2 separate regions of the Homo sapiens genome follow, and region 2 is linked to region 1. The links are chromatin contacts, found by Hi-C or POLR2A ChIA-PET in ENCODE. All regions are on one chromosome and are shown on one strand. Each heading gives the region's core, a stretch centred on a gene start or an enhancer-like site at or near the end of the contact. The rest is flanking DNA. Distances are from core to core; before and after follow the strand shown.

Region 1 (6,215 bases), core at 1,260-3,759:
CACTTTGGGAGGCCAAGGCAGGCAGATCACAAGGTCAGGAGATCGAGACCATCCTGGCTAATACAGTGAAACTCCGTCTCTACTAAAAGTACAAAAAAATTTGCCAGGCATGGTGGCAGGCGCCTGTAGTCCCAGCTACTCAGGAGGCTGAGGCAGGAGAATCGCTTGAACCCGGGAGGCTGAGCTTGCAGTGAGCAGAGATCACACCACTGCACTCTAGCCTGGGCAAAAGAGTGAGACTGTCTCAAAAAAAAAAAAAATTTTTCAGAAAACTCTAAGAAATAAAAAATAAAGTGACTCATTTGAAAACACATTTTGATTCCAATTGGTTTTTTGCTGTTGTTGTTTTTGTTTTGCTTTTTTTTTTCTTTTTTTTTTTTTTAAGATGGAATCTCTCCCTGTCCCATAGGCTGGAGTACAGTGGTGTGATCTCAGCCCACTGCAACCTCCCGCCTCCTGGGCTCAAATGATTCTCCTGAGTCAGCCTCCCAAGTAGGTGGGACTACAGGCACATGCTCCAGTTGATTTTTTTAAAAACACATACATAGCACATAGTAAGTTGCATAGAGAGGAATTTGTGGCAGGTTATAAAATCACACTGTAATCCTCTTAGAGATCCAAAAAGCTGGGACATTAAACTCGGTCAGCCACCAGTGCTTACTTCAAAGGAAACAGAGTCATGAGATACAAGTGTAAGTTCTATCAGCTTTCAGCTCCATCACAGCTAATGGCATGATAATATTGTACCAGTTTAGAACTTTTAGGTGTAATCACTTTTTGTTATTATTTCAAATCACAACTGCACAACTTAAATGTGCTTTTAAAAAATTAGGTTCTATTAAAGAAAAAATGATTCCTTTATTTAAACAAGGCAATCTGTACCTACAAGGGGCTACACCTACAACTTCTAGAGGCCTATGAAAACCACCAGTGGAAACCACATGTGGAAAAAAATAGGTGCTGGGCTAGTTAAAATGCTAATACAATTTCAAGTATTACTGTATTTTTTTTCTAAAAAGGAAGACAACACAATAGTGTTTTGAAAACTATAGTATAGGAAAGTATATGTGTTATATGTGTGTGGTATAAATGAAATAAATCTTGATAATACAATTTAAGTCTCCTTGGATTTGGCTCTGAAAAAGAAATACTTAATGACAATGAATAATTAAAGGAAGTTTGAATGACAGGTCTAAGAAAAAATATTTTTTTTTGAGACAGGATCTCATTCTGTCACCCAAGTTGGAGTGCAATGGTGTGATCTCGGTGCACTGCAGCCTCGAACTCCTAGGCTCAATTGATCCTCCCACCTCAACCTCCTGAATGGCTGGGACTATAGGCTACAGGCATGCACCATCATGCCCAGCTAATTTTTGGTAGAGATGGGTTTTCACCATGTTGCTCAGGCTGAAAATCTTAAATTAAGCTTATAGTTCTGTGTTTCAGACATTTTGAGAAAAAATATTCCATACTAGAATGATGAATGTATCTTTTTAGTCCTCAGCTTTTTCTTTGTTACTGCCTATACATCACAGGCTCTTTATTAGAACTATATTTCTAGCCAATGATAAAAAACAAAAAACTACTAGTTGGTGGTACTTTTATCAAATTCCATTTGCTGCAGATATTTAGATTTTTGTTAGCCAAGACTTTCAGAACTACTGCTATGTGATTATAAGAATTTATTCATGACACCTTCAAATCAACACAATCTATTTTCTTCAGATTCTAATTAGTTATCAATATTTCAAAATTAATATTTAGCAGTTGTCAATCTTTAAATGCAAGAGATGTTTACCATGATTTTATTCTCATAATGTCCACATTATTGAAAAATAAACCAAAAGATAAGAGAAAAATGCTAGCAAATGGCTAGCTACCTTAAAAAAAGGAGGTGCATTTGATTGAGACTTTTGATTTTGATGGTTCTTATCTTATAGAATCCATTTCAGAACTAAATAGACCTAGGTATATAAGGATGAGGCAACAAAGATATTTCTTCCATTCTGTGACTTGGAATAGCCATACTCCACTCACATACAATGTGTTTTGGTTTGAAAATATGTTTTCAAAAATATGAATTACTAGACAGAACATGATAAAAGCTCTGTGTCTTCATATAGCTAGGCCAGTTTGAGAAATTATGTAAGTTTAGTAGCAGCAAAATGTTCACCAAGTATTCATTGGTTTAATATTTTTAGTAGCTTATTAAAAAAAGCTATTTCTATTTGTTTATTTGTGATGTTTGGGAAATAAACATGCTGATAATTCTTTCGTAAGATACTTTTTAAGATTGAGACCCCATGAGGTACCGAAAAAAGCATTCACTTCTCTCACACTTGAGGTCACAAATTTTTGCAAGTCAAAAATGTTGGCCATGCCAAAAACATCATGCTGCACACTACCAAATAAAAGAACACTGTTATTCTTACAAGGAAAGGTTTGACAAGACAGGAAATAGGCAGGGTCAGAGAGGTTTACTTAATACGGAGACTCATTTAACCATCATGAAGCCAAAATACAATGACAGTTAAAAAAAATAAACAAATAGCTGTTACACAAAACAAAACCCCAGGATACATGGTCTCTACTGGAACTGATTATTAGAGTTTTAGCAAATACAGGAAGTGGATAACCCCAGAGAACCCTCACAACATTTCTAGACGTCTTCTCCATTTACTTTTGTCACATGCGCTTTACTGAGATAATGAAGATTAAAACAGTTTTGATTTGTGGGTAGAAATTTGAACAAAGAAGGATTGATCTTAAAATGCTGCAAGTAACCTCATTAAAGGGCAATCATTTTAAAAGTCACATTCTCCTAAAAATGGGGAAGGAGGAGGAAGAAAAAAATGAAAGATAGGAAAAATCTAGCTGTTCATTACAATTTTCCATTTTTGTTTAAACACAGCAGGAGGGCAAAGCTGCTGGCTTCTCTGGTCCTTACAAATGCCAGGAGAGATTATACAAACCCTGCAACCACCCAAATCTTATTTAAAGTTAAAATCATTGTTCTCATCTAATGACTTTTGCCTGCTTTCACTCAAATATTGCAGCATTTTGTTTTCTGCCAGCTTGGACCCATTGAGAATTGTAGACTTATAATTGCAGATAAACTATGAAAAAACAAAAACAAAACAAAAAAACTACCTTTTACAAAAAAGCAAACATCAAGTGACATCTAGTGGTTGCTAGATACTATTTCCTAAGGCCTCTAGATAGCAGTATTTTCAACAACATATTGTCTTAATGTTGGTTATAATTTTTGTTTCCCACATACAGCCTCGGTCTTTTTTTAAGACAGAAACGCATCTGATAAAGATAGTAAAGTTGCCATTTTCTTTTCTCAAAGAAAAATTCTTTTTCTATTAGAATATAAATAAGGAAATAGCTATAACTCATGCTATCTGCATGCAAAAAAAGTTCGCAGTCTATCCCATATTAAACTTATTTGGGCAATTATCAACTGTCTAGATGCATCTTAAGAGAAGATGACATTTCAAATCCCAAATTCCTCTGTTTATCTATCATCTTTTGTTTTGTTTTGCTTTTTGAGACGGAGTTTTGCTCTTGTTGCCCAGGCTGGAGTGCAATAGCGCAATCTCAGCTTATTGCAACCTCCGCCTCCCTGGTTCAAGTGATTCTCCTGCCTCAGCTTCCCAAGTAGCTGGAATTACAGGCGCCCGCCACCATGCCTGGCTAATTTTTTTGTATTTTTAGCAGAGATGTGGTTTCACCATGTTAGCCAGGCTGGTCTTGAACTCTTGATCTCAGGTGATCCACCTGCCTCGGCCTCCCAAAGTGCTGGGATTATAGGCGTGAGCCACTGCGCCTGGCCTATCTATAATCTTAAAGGCATTATTAACTTGATAAAATTAAATTTAGTTCAATTGTTGTCCATATTTTTCTTTCCCCCACCTTGAGAACGCTACAGGGTAATTTTGCAAGAATCTAGGTCCACTTTTTACAATTTTTGCTAGTTACACCACAAGTTGTTAAAGAATAGTAACTTAAACAAGGCTACGTAGACATCAGCTGCAAACCTAATTGGGATTGGAATTGCTTAACAACGCTCCTTCAGTGATTTCATGTTTCTGAAAGGCGCCGTAGAAAATAAATGCCTTGCATTGATGTCTTGAAACTGCATTTGTGAAAGAGACAGAAAAGGAAATTATTGACTGAGAAATTGAAAGATGGTGTTTAAATTTAGTATTTTCTTTCCTTGCAAGGAAAGGAAACTTGGAAAATGCAACTGTAACCCAAAGGCCAGCTGTCTGGCTGTCCCCAAGTCTTCCAGTCTTCCAGAGTCACTCTTCATTTTAATAACAGCACACACACACACACACACACACACACACACACAGACACACACACTACTATATAAAACTCCCATCTGACTTCTATGGAAGAACTAGCATCCCTTCACCTCCAATCTTTTCAAGGATTCTCAGGAGCTCTGCTTATTCTTAATCTCGGCTGCGCATCAGGCTTCTCACTACTTTTTCTTCACCCATTTTGGCCCAGATGCAAACTCTTTTGCTTTTAGTCCCCCTCTAAAGTCCCACTGACACTAAAGGAGTGGATTTGACTGAAGTTTGGGTAATAAGAGGGGAGCTACCGTACAGATAGCTCGGAAAACAGATTAAAATGTAATCTGTGAAGTGATACAATGTCTGGGATTTGTTTCAAAATAATTCACTGGGGGTTGGGAGTGGGCAAGTAGGTAGGGATACGGAAGAAACAAAATCAGCTATGAGAGGATCATTGTTAAAGCTGAGTGATGATTACACGGGGTTCATTATACTTCTCATTCTGCTTTTGTATATGCTAGAAATTTCCATAATATAAATTTAGAAGAAGTGTCTTGGCACTCCTTGATGCAGGAAATTTCTCACTGGTCCTTTCTCTGATTAGCCTCCTACCATATTTTGGCGTTCCTGCCCCCTGCTAACCACCCCTGCCACCAACTCCTGAGTCCCTCACATCTCTCTGCCTCTCCTTCTCAGCCTGCCCAAACAAGCCCTTGAGCTCTGAGATCCTACTCTAACATTTGAGTAGCCCATCAGAATGGCTTGCTGACTCCCTAAAAATAAAGAGACCAGTTTTCACCCTAAGAGTAAATTCTGCCCCTAGGTTTACAATACCTCATTCAGGTAAAAGGAACACAACTAGAATAGCACCTGGTGTATATAGCACTTAAAAAATGTTAGCTCTCTTCCTTTTATTATTTGTATTCTAATTTAAGTTATGAAAATCAATTCTAAAATTTGGACACAGATAATTATATTAGAACAAAGCAGTTTAAAAGATGATACTCTGGCTGGGCGCGGTGGCTCACGCCTGTAATCCCAGCACTTGGGAGGCCGAGGCGGGTGGATCACTTGAGGCCAGGGATTTGAGACCAGTCTCGCCAACATGGTGAAACCCCGCCTCTACTAAAAATACAAAAATTAGCCAGGCATGGTGGCGGACACCTGTAATCTCAACTACTCAGGAGGCTGAGGCAGGAGAATCTCTTGAACCCAGGAAGCAGAAGTTGCAGTGAACCGAAATCGTGCCACTGCACTCCAGCCTGGGCAACAGAGCAAGACTCTGTCTCAAAAAAAAAAAAAAAAGGTGATACTCTATGCCTACGAAGTAAAATGTGGCAGGCAGATGATTATTTTGCCTTCTAAACAAGAGATGTTCAATATAGACACAAATAAAACTATCTTTAAGTAATAATATTAATACGTATTTTCTCTCCCAACCACACTACAGTAGCCAAAAGGCTAAGCAGTTCTCACAGCCCCTGCTCATCAGAGGTGACCTAGAAGGCTGAGGAATCTGAACTCCCAGATGAGCTGTACTGGGGGAGAGGGCGGTGCAGGGGGTGGAACCTAGCGTGAGTACCCAGCCTCTCTTCTACCTTCGTCAGCATCAACTGGCAACAGCTCCTTTCACTTCACTTTGTCTACTTTGGCCTAGAAAACACAGGCTTTGCTTAGTGCAGCTCTGAAGTCAGCTGAGGTTAATGTTCAAACCCCACAGAAGGTGTGCGTCTGAAGAAAGGAAGTGAAGTTTCGTAAGGGAAAGGATTTTTTGTTTCAAAATATGTGTGGGGAAATAATAAGAGAATTCATCTGGATAATTATGTTAACAATACAAGGTAGAAACTGCATGTTGTCCATATTTCACATTCCCAGGAGGGAGAACAGAGATTCAGAGATTTGGGG
Region 2 (6,215 bases), core at 2,771-5,270, 360 kb before region 1:
CTGTAGCCTGTCTGGGCCTCAGTGTTTGCTATTATTAAGGTTTAGGCATATGATTACCTAAAGATTCAGGTAAACCAGATTTAAAAGTATGTGAAGGCCGGGCGCGGTGGCTCACGCCTGTAATCCCAGCACTTTGGGAGACTGAGGCGGGCCCATCACCTGAGGTCAGGAGTTCAAGACCAGCCTAGTCAACATGGTGAAACCCCGTTTCTACTAAAAATACAAAAATTAGACAGGTGTGGTGGTGGGCGCCTATAATCCCAGCTACTCGGGAGGCTGAGGCAGGAGAATTGCTTGAACCTGGGGGGCAGAGGTTGCAGTGAGCCGAGATTGTGCCATTGCACTCCAGCCTGGATAAAAAAGCGAAACTCCCTCTAAAAAAAAAAAAAAATAAATAATAAAAAAAAAAGAGTACATGAAGAATAGTGAGATAGGTAAATTGAGGCTAGATCATGATCATGGATGGTCTTGGATGTCAAAGCCAAAGAATTCGAAATTTGGTTCATAGAAAAGGGAGAGTTGTTGAAGTTTTGGTAGCATGATTTAGAGAGATTAGGGAAGCCATATAATAGGAGGACTTGGAGGAACAGAGCAAACAGCCAAGGAACCAGGAGGACAATGTCCAAGGACAGTCAGGCAAGGAACAAGGCCAGAGCCAGGGTAGATGTGGTGGAAATGAAGAGGTGACAAGATTGAGAATATGACACACCCATGCTTCCAGGACCTACTGAGAAGGGATTTAGAGCCTGGGTGTTTGTGAAGATGACTCTGCTATCAACAGTACTGGAGAATCAAGACAGGGTGGATTGAAGGGACCATGCTCTCCCTTGAGTACTGAAGTGCACAGTCCTTTGGTGGGCACAGTCATGAGAACAACTAATTTACAGATGCTAACTTGATGATGAGCATTGTGCCAAGCACTTCACTAACTCCTTTAATCCTCACAACAGCTTTTTGAGTGAGGCTCTGTATAAGCACTTTATGGTTGGCTAAAATCAAGGCTTAGAGAAGATAAGTAATTTGTTCATGGTTAACACAAGCTTGCAGCAGGCAAAGCCAAAAGTTATACCCAAGTCTTTTTTTTTTTTTTTTTTGTCTATGAAGTATGTATTATTTTGGCAAGTGATTTTTTCCTTCCTAAGAATAAGATGAACATGTCCAAATGTTACCTGTGCCAACTTCACAGATACAGAAGTATCTAGTCTTCATTTCCTCAATGCCCCAATTAGATGGTTCTAGTAAACGAATCAATATAGTTAAAAAAAAAAAATACAGGTTCAACAAAAGAGCACCATCCTATTAGGGAACTGAGTAACATGTGAAAATGAAGTTGTCATTATAATCAAAATGTTGCCCAAATTCTAACAAACCCAAGCTGTTATACTAGTACATGGACGCAGTCCATAGTGTTAACCTAAAGAACTCTGGGACAAGAACATTATTTGAAAAATAAACTCCAAAATTATACCTGTAATAAATGGTGAGACAGACCAATTTTAAAGCACAAGTGACATGTTACACTGTATTGCTTCTTGAACTTTCCAAACAATGCTTGTCCATGTCAGGTTTGGGCCATTCTCCTGCTAAGACAGAGAGCATTGTATTTATTCAAAAGCCCAGATTTCAATATCTTGGATAAAGAAATCTTCCTTCTTAGAAAGTGTACGATTCCCAAACGTTTTACAAGAATGGCTTCTTGCATGGTAGAGATCTCCATCAAGCCAAAGGGCAAATTCTCCTCCTCCACCACCGAAAGCTAGTGAATCCATGTCTCCTTTGATAAAAAACATGTTATCTCCTGTCCACTTAAAGACCTCAAACTCTGGACAGAATGTAAAAACAAAGGTCTCTCCAGTACCATAAAAGCCATCACTCACTTTAAATGGCTCAGCTGCTAACGCACCAAAAACCTGTCCATCACTGTCTTTAATTACCATCAGCACTGGGGTGTCTAAACCTGTCATTGTTCGATAAAGAGTTTTCAAGCAAGCTTGTGCCATGTTTTCCAGTACCATAAACAAGAGTCCGTGGATAGCCAATTGTTCTTGGTGGAAGATGCTTGGTAAGCTTTTCAATTTGATCTGGCAGTAAACTTTTCATTTGAGAATAGGTTTAGGTTTACCAAAAAGTTGCAAAGATATACAGAGTCTCTATACCTCTCACCCAGACTCCTCTGTTGTTAATGTCTTACATCACTATGGTAACTTTTTCACAACTAAGGAACCAACATTACATTTAAATATAGATGTATTTTTTTTTTCTTGTGACGCTAGAGGCCATGGCTTTAATCCCTATACTGTCTTTATTTGGTTTGGCTTACAGGTGAGCTGGAATTTATTTTAAAGGGGAAAGTCCTTTTCTTTTTCCGCTCCTTCCACTTCCCCTCCATGCTTCCAAGCAGGAAAATGAGTTCAGCAGGCTCCTCCACATGTGAAATCAGTTTAACTTGCTTTCTCAGCAGGATGTAGACGAGCAATAGATCTTGCTCTTTAGCAGGGATTTATAGAATATGACATTATATGAAGATTATGCTGCAGCTAGAAATTTACCAACACAACAGGAAAGCCTGTAATATTATAGAACCACCTTTTGTAATTTTAAAATTCAACGAGTAATGGTTCATCTTAAAAGAAAAAAGATATTTAGAAATTTTCTAGTAGTAAATATGCGATTTTTAAATCTCTTGATATAATTGTAACAACTTTTCCCCTTAAGGACCAGACCAGGAAATTAATTAGAAATCAAAATAGTAAAACATCATTAAATAGAAACTTTGTTATTTTCGAAAGTAAGATAAATGAATTGGCTTCTTCCACAAAGGTCAGCAATAATTTGGAAACTTTGAGAACATGTTAAATCTTGTGCTCTTAAAAATGTTGTCTGATGAGTAAATTAAGTAGAATCAACAAAACTTTTAAAACTTATTTTTGGTTTTGGTTCAGGCATAGCCCTTGTCTGAAATATTTCCTCATTTCATTTCATAATTTTATCAATCATGTTGTATATAGAATGTACTGGATGAAATTCTGCTTCTTATATTTTCTTGACCCTGTGCTCTTACACAAACTGTTTCCCTAGGAACGGTTAATAAAAATTGAAACACCCTATTTCACCCTATTCAATAAAAGTTGAAATATCCTATCTGTGTAAGAGCACAGGGTGAACTCAATACATGTATTATCACAGTGACCCTGTAGCTGTCAATGATTTCATTGGCTACCAATTAGTTTTCCTGGAAAAGTTTTTAAAAATGTAGTCCAGTGTCGCAATCTACTCTGAAAGGTCTTCAAGATTATTCATTAAACATGACAATGGATCAGTTATCATATTAAGCCCTATACCTACACTTTTGTCTTAATCCTTCCAACAATTTTTCAAACTAGGTCTTATTATCCTCATTCTATAGATGAGAAAGAAGGGAAGGAACTTATGCAAAGAGTCTCATGTGGCTGAACAGGAGTCCAAGGAAGCCATAGAGTTACTGCAAGGTGAATATGAACTCATTTGCTGGCCATGCATTATCTACAAATGAAAACGACAATATATCTCCAGCATCAATATGGCATCGTTTTCAAACATATGTAGATGCCGTTGCTATCATTAATAAGAGGACTTTATACTAAAAACATTTCGGAGTTGCTGCACTGTTCTGAAAAATATCCTGTTAAAATTGGATCAGACCTGTACTGAATAGTTCAGATCTAGTTAGTACAAAGCAGACTTCTCAGGTTAGAAGAGGTAGTGACTAGGATCAAACTTTGACATCAAATATGTTGCATATCTTTATTCTGTCACCTACTGGTGAGCCTAGATTCCACATCTGGAAAATGGGAACATATAGTGGACACTATTGGTTATCTACCCAACGTTATTACCTACTTCTTCCTTGTTGGCAGACCAAGGGGGGCATAGCTGTCACTTCCCCTCATGACTCAGTTTCAACTCTGTTGCTGACTCCTGTTTGGCCTGAGTAATCCCAGTGGCCTCAATTCCTGTTACCGTGACTTGTTTAGGGATGGGCATATGACTCAGTTCTGGACAATGCCATATAAGGGAGAGGCTGCAGGGCTTGTAGAAAATGTTTCTTTCTAAAAAGTATTTTCTTCCACACTGGAAAGAGCTGACTTTAAATGACAAATGTGCAACTTCTAGATCAGTGGTTAGAGCCATTTTTTAGATGTTACTGTGTCTGGTTGTAACACCTGGATTTGCAGCAACCATCTTGCAACACTGTCTTCCAAATGAATAGCTGTTATTAATGTTATTCACAGAAACATAAAAGGCCTCAGGCATCTGGGAAGGACTGGCCTCACACATCATTCATAAGTAAACTCTTTGCTGGCCTCCTATAAACAAGGACATGTCAATTGTTACTTTAGGTCTACCGTCTTAAATCTAGCTCCTAAAACTAAAGCCGTTTGATTCCACACTGATTATGTTGCTTACAAGCTTATCTTCCAGATGCAGAGCAAGGACAAGACAACATCAGTCATCTCCTTCACCTATCAGAGACAACTGCATAATTGATTCATTCTTTTCTCCTTTTTTTCTCTTCAAACATTCATCTTATCTCTGTAAAATGTAGATTTACTGGGCACTAACTAAAGTCTCAAGAGAATATAACCATTCGCCTTACCTTCCCCCCTTCCTGCATGCCTATCTCCCTTTAAAGAAATATATAAATTCTAAAGCTCCTAAAAACCTCTTCAGGAAAACAGCCACAGATGTGCCTGTGGCTCATGTTTTCCCAGATGCGCCCTAAAACTGGTGTAATAAACCTCCATCGACTGAGACTTTTGCCTCAGTCTCTCATTTCGATTATCAGTTCAAATGAGAATTTTTGCAAAGGAACTTACACTAACTGGAAAATAGTATGGACTCAATAATCAATGTTAGCTCTGAGTGACAATGATAAGGTGGTGCTTTTAGTTTCTTCAAGCCCCTAAATCTGGTGTGAAATCTCCCCCACTAAACACTGTCATTTCTTCTATGTTGTTTAGTACTCAATAAAAATTGCACATGGATATATCAATCTAGGTCAATATAGGACAACACAAATTTGTGTTCCCAGAATGCTGGGAGGTTGAGAAAAACCTAAAACCAAGTTTTAAGAAAGGCACATTCTTTTCTTCCCTTCAGATAAAAATATATTTGGCCCATTCCTCCAAAAACTAAGCAATATTCCCATCTGGAGAGAGAAAAAAGATCTCACCTATTGAAAGCAAATTATCTTCCTCAAGTCACTTCCTGAATATACTGTAGGAAGTTTACTTTCAAAGTTCTCTTCCCTGGAACAAATCAGATTATTTACATGTATTTGCCTGCTCTGAAGAAAAAACACTTGAACACCAGAAGGAAGAAAATCTGTACTTGCTCAAAGTCAAAATACCAAAGAATAAAGAAAGAGGTCTCCTTAGGAGAAATGAAAAGTTTTGTTCTTCTTGGAAGAAGTCTTCAAATATTTTAGAGCAAAATATATACAGGTATGAGTATTGGTATGGACACTAGAAGATTAAAAAAAGACCTCAAAAAATAAACATGTTTTGGCTTTAGTCCTTCAGAGTAATTAACATGTTGCTGTAGCTGACAAAATTTGTGGCCAGATAGAAACCTGCTAGTTGAAAAATTTGGAATCCTGTAGCCTCCCATCTCTGCCTAAGATCAAGGCCAAACATCTGCTCTCCTCCCACTTCCTGAGCCCTCAGCCTGTTTAGAGGAGTTGGGTCAGTTGTCTTGCAGAGAGGGTGCAAAGGTAAGTGGCAGAGGGGCCAAAGCCCAGTGCCAGGCTCAGCTTTCATAATGTGCCCTGTGATGGATGCTCAGTGTTCAGAACACCCAGCTGGCCAGAGAGAGGCTTTTGGAAACAACAGAGGATTGACGTTCTTCAGTACTCATTTTCCAGCAAAGACAAATATCTGATTATATAATAGAGAAGTTATGTCTTCTGGCACCCAAAGAACTGACCTACAATGACAAATGTGCAACTTATTAAGCAAATTCCATTGAGCCTGCAACACATACTAGTTGTTTTCTCAAGACACGTAGTTGCTTTACCACCAAGAACCCTTTCCTCAATGGTTCCAGCTGGCAAAACTCACTGTCATTTCAATCTATTGCTTTGTAATCACACAAACCTTCTCCGTGGGTTTTTCAAAATTAAACTAAGTTGATCTGCTCTGATTTCCCTTTGCTGCCACGATTCTAGAGACCATAGA

Evidence for each region. A loop is a pair of places that touch in the nucleus more often than their neighbours do. ChIA-PET counts read pairs that join two places held with the same protein, here RNA polymerase II (POLR2A). Pooled maps may share reads with other maps.
Region 2: a map of endothelial cell of umbilical vein shows a loop between it and region 1 (2.8-fold over the local background). The contact joins two enhancer-like sites. A Hi-C loop is called at or near these places in 2 of 168 maps with a recorded cell type or tissue (PC-3 and endothelial cell of umbilical vein), 2 of 37 single-sample maps with no recorded cell type and 5 of 50 pooled maps. POLR2A ChIA-PET finds 5 or more read pairs at or near these places in 1 of 52 experiments (GM10248).

The regions. Positions count from the first base shown.
Region 1 is chr15:48,355,290-48,361,504 of GRCh38, reverse strand. No RefSeq gene overlaps it. Among named protein-coding and RNA genes, the nearest start is that of DUT-AS1, 27 kb to the right of the region's middle. Within about 2 kb of position 2,509, at least 3 of the 41 ENCODE cell types and tissues checked have a DNase peak (open chromatin) inside an H3K27ac peak, as active enhancers do.
Region 2 is chr15:48,721,221-48,727,435 of GRCh38, reverse strand. It overlaps the pseudogene LOC645405. Among named protein-coding and RNA genes, the nearest start is that of FBN1-DT, 79 kb to the right of the region's middle. Within about 2 kb of position 4,020, at least 3 of the 41 ENCODE cell types and tissues checked have a DNase peak (open chromatin) inside an H3K27ac peak, as active enhancers do.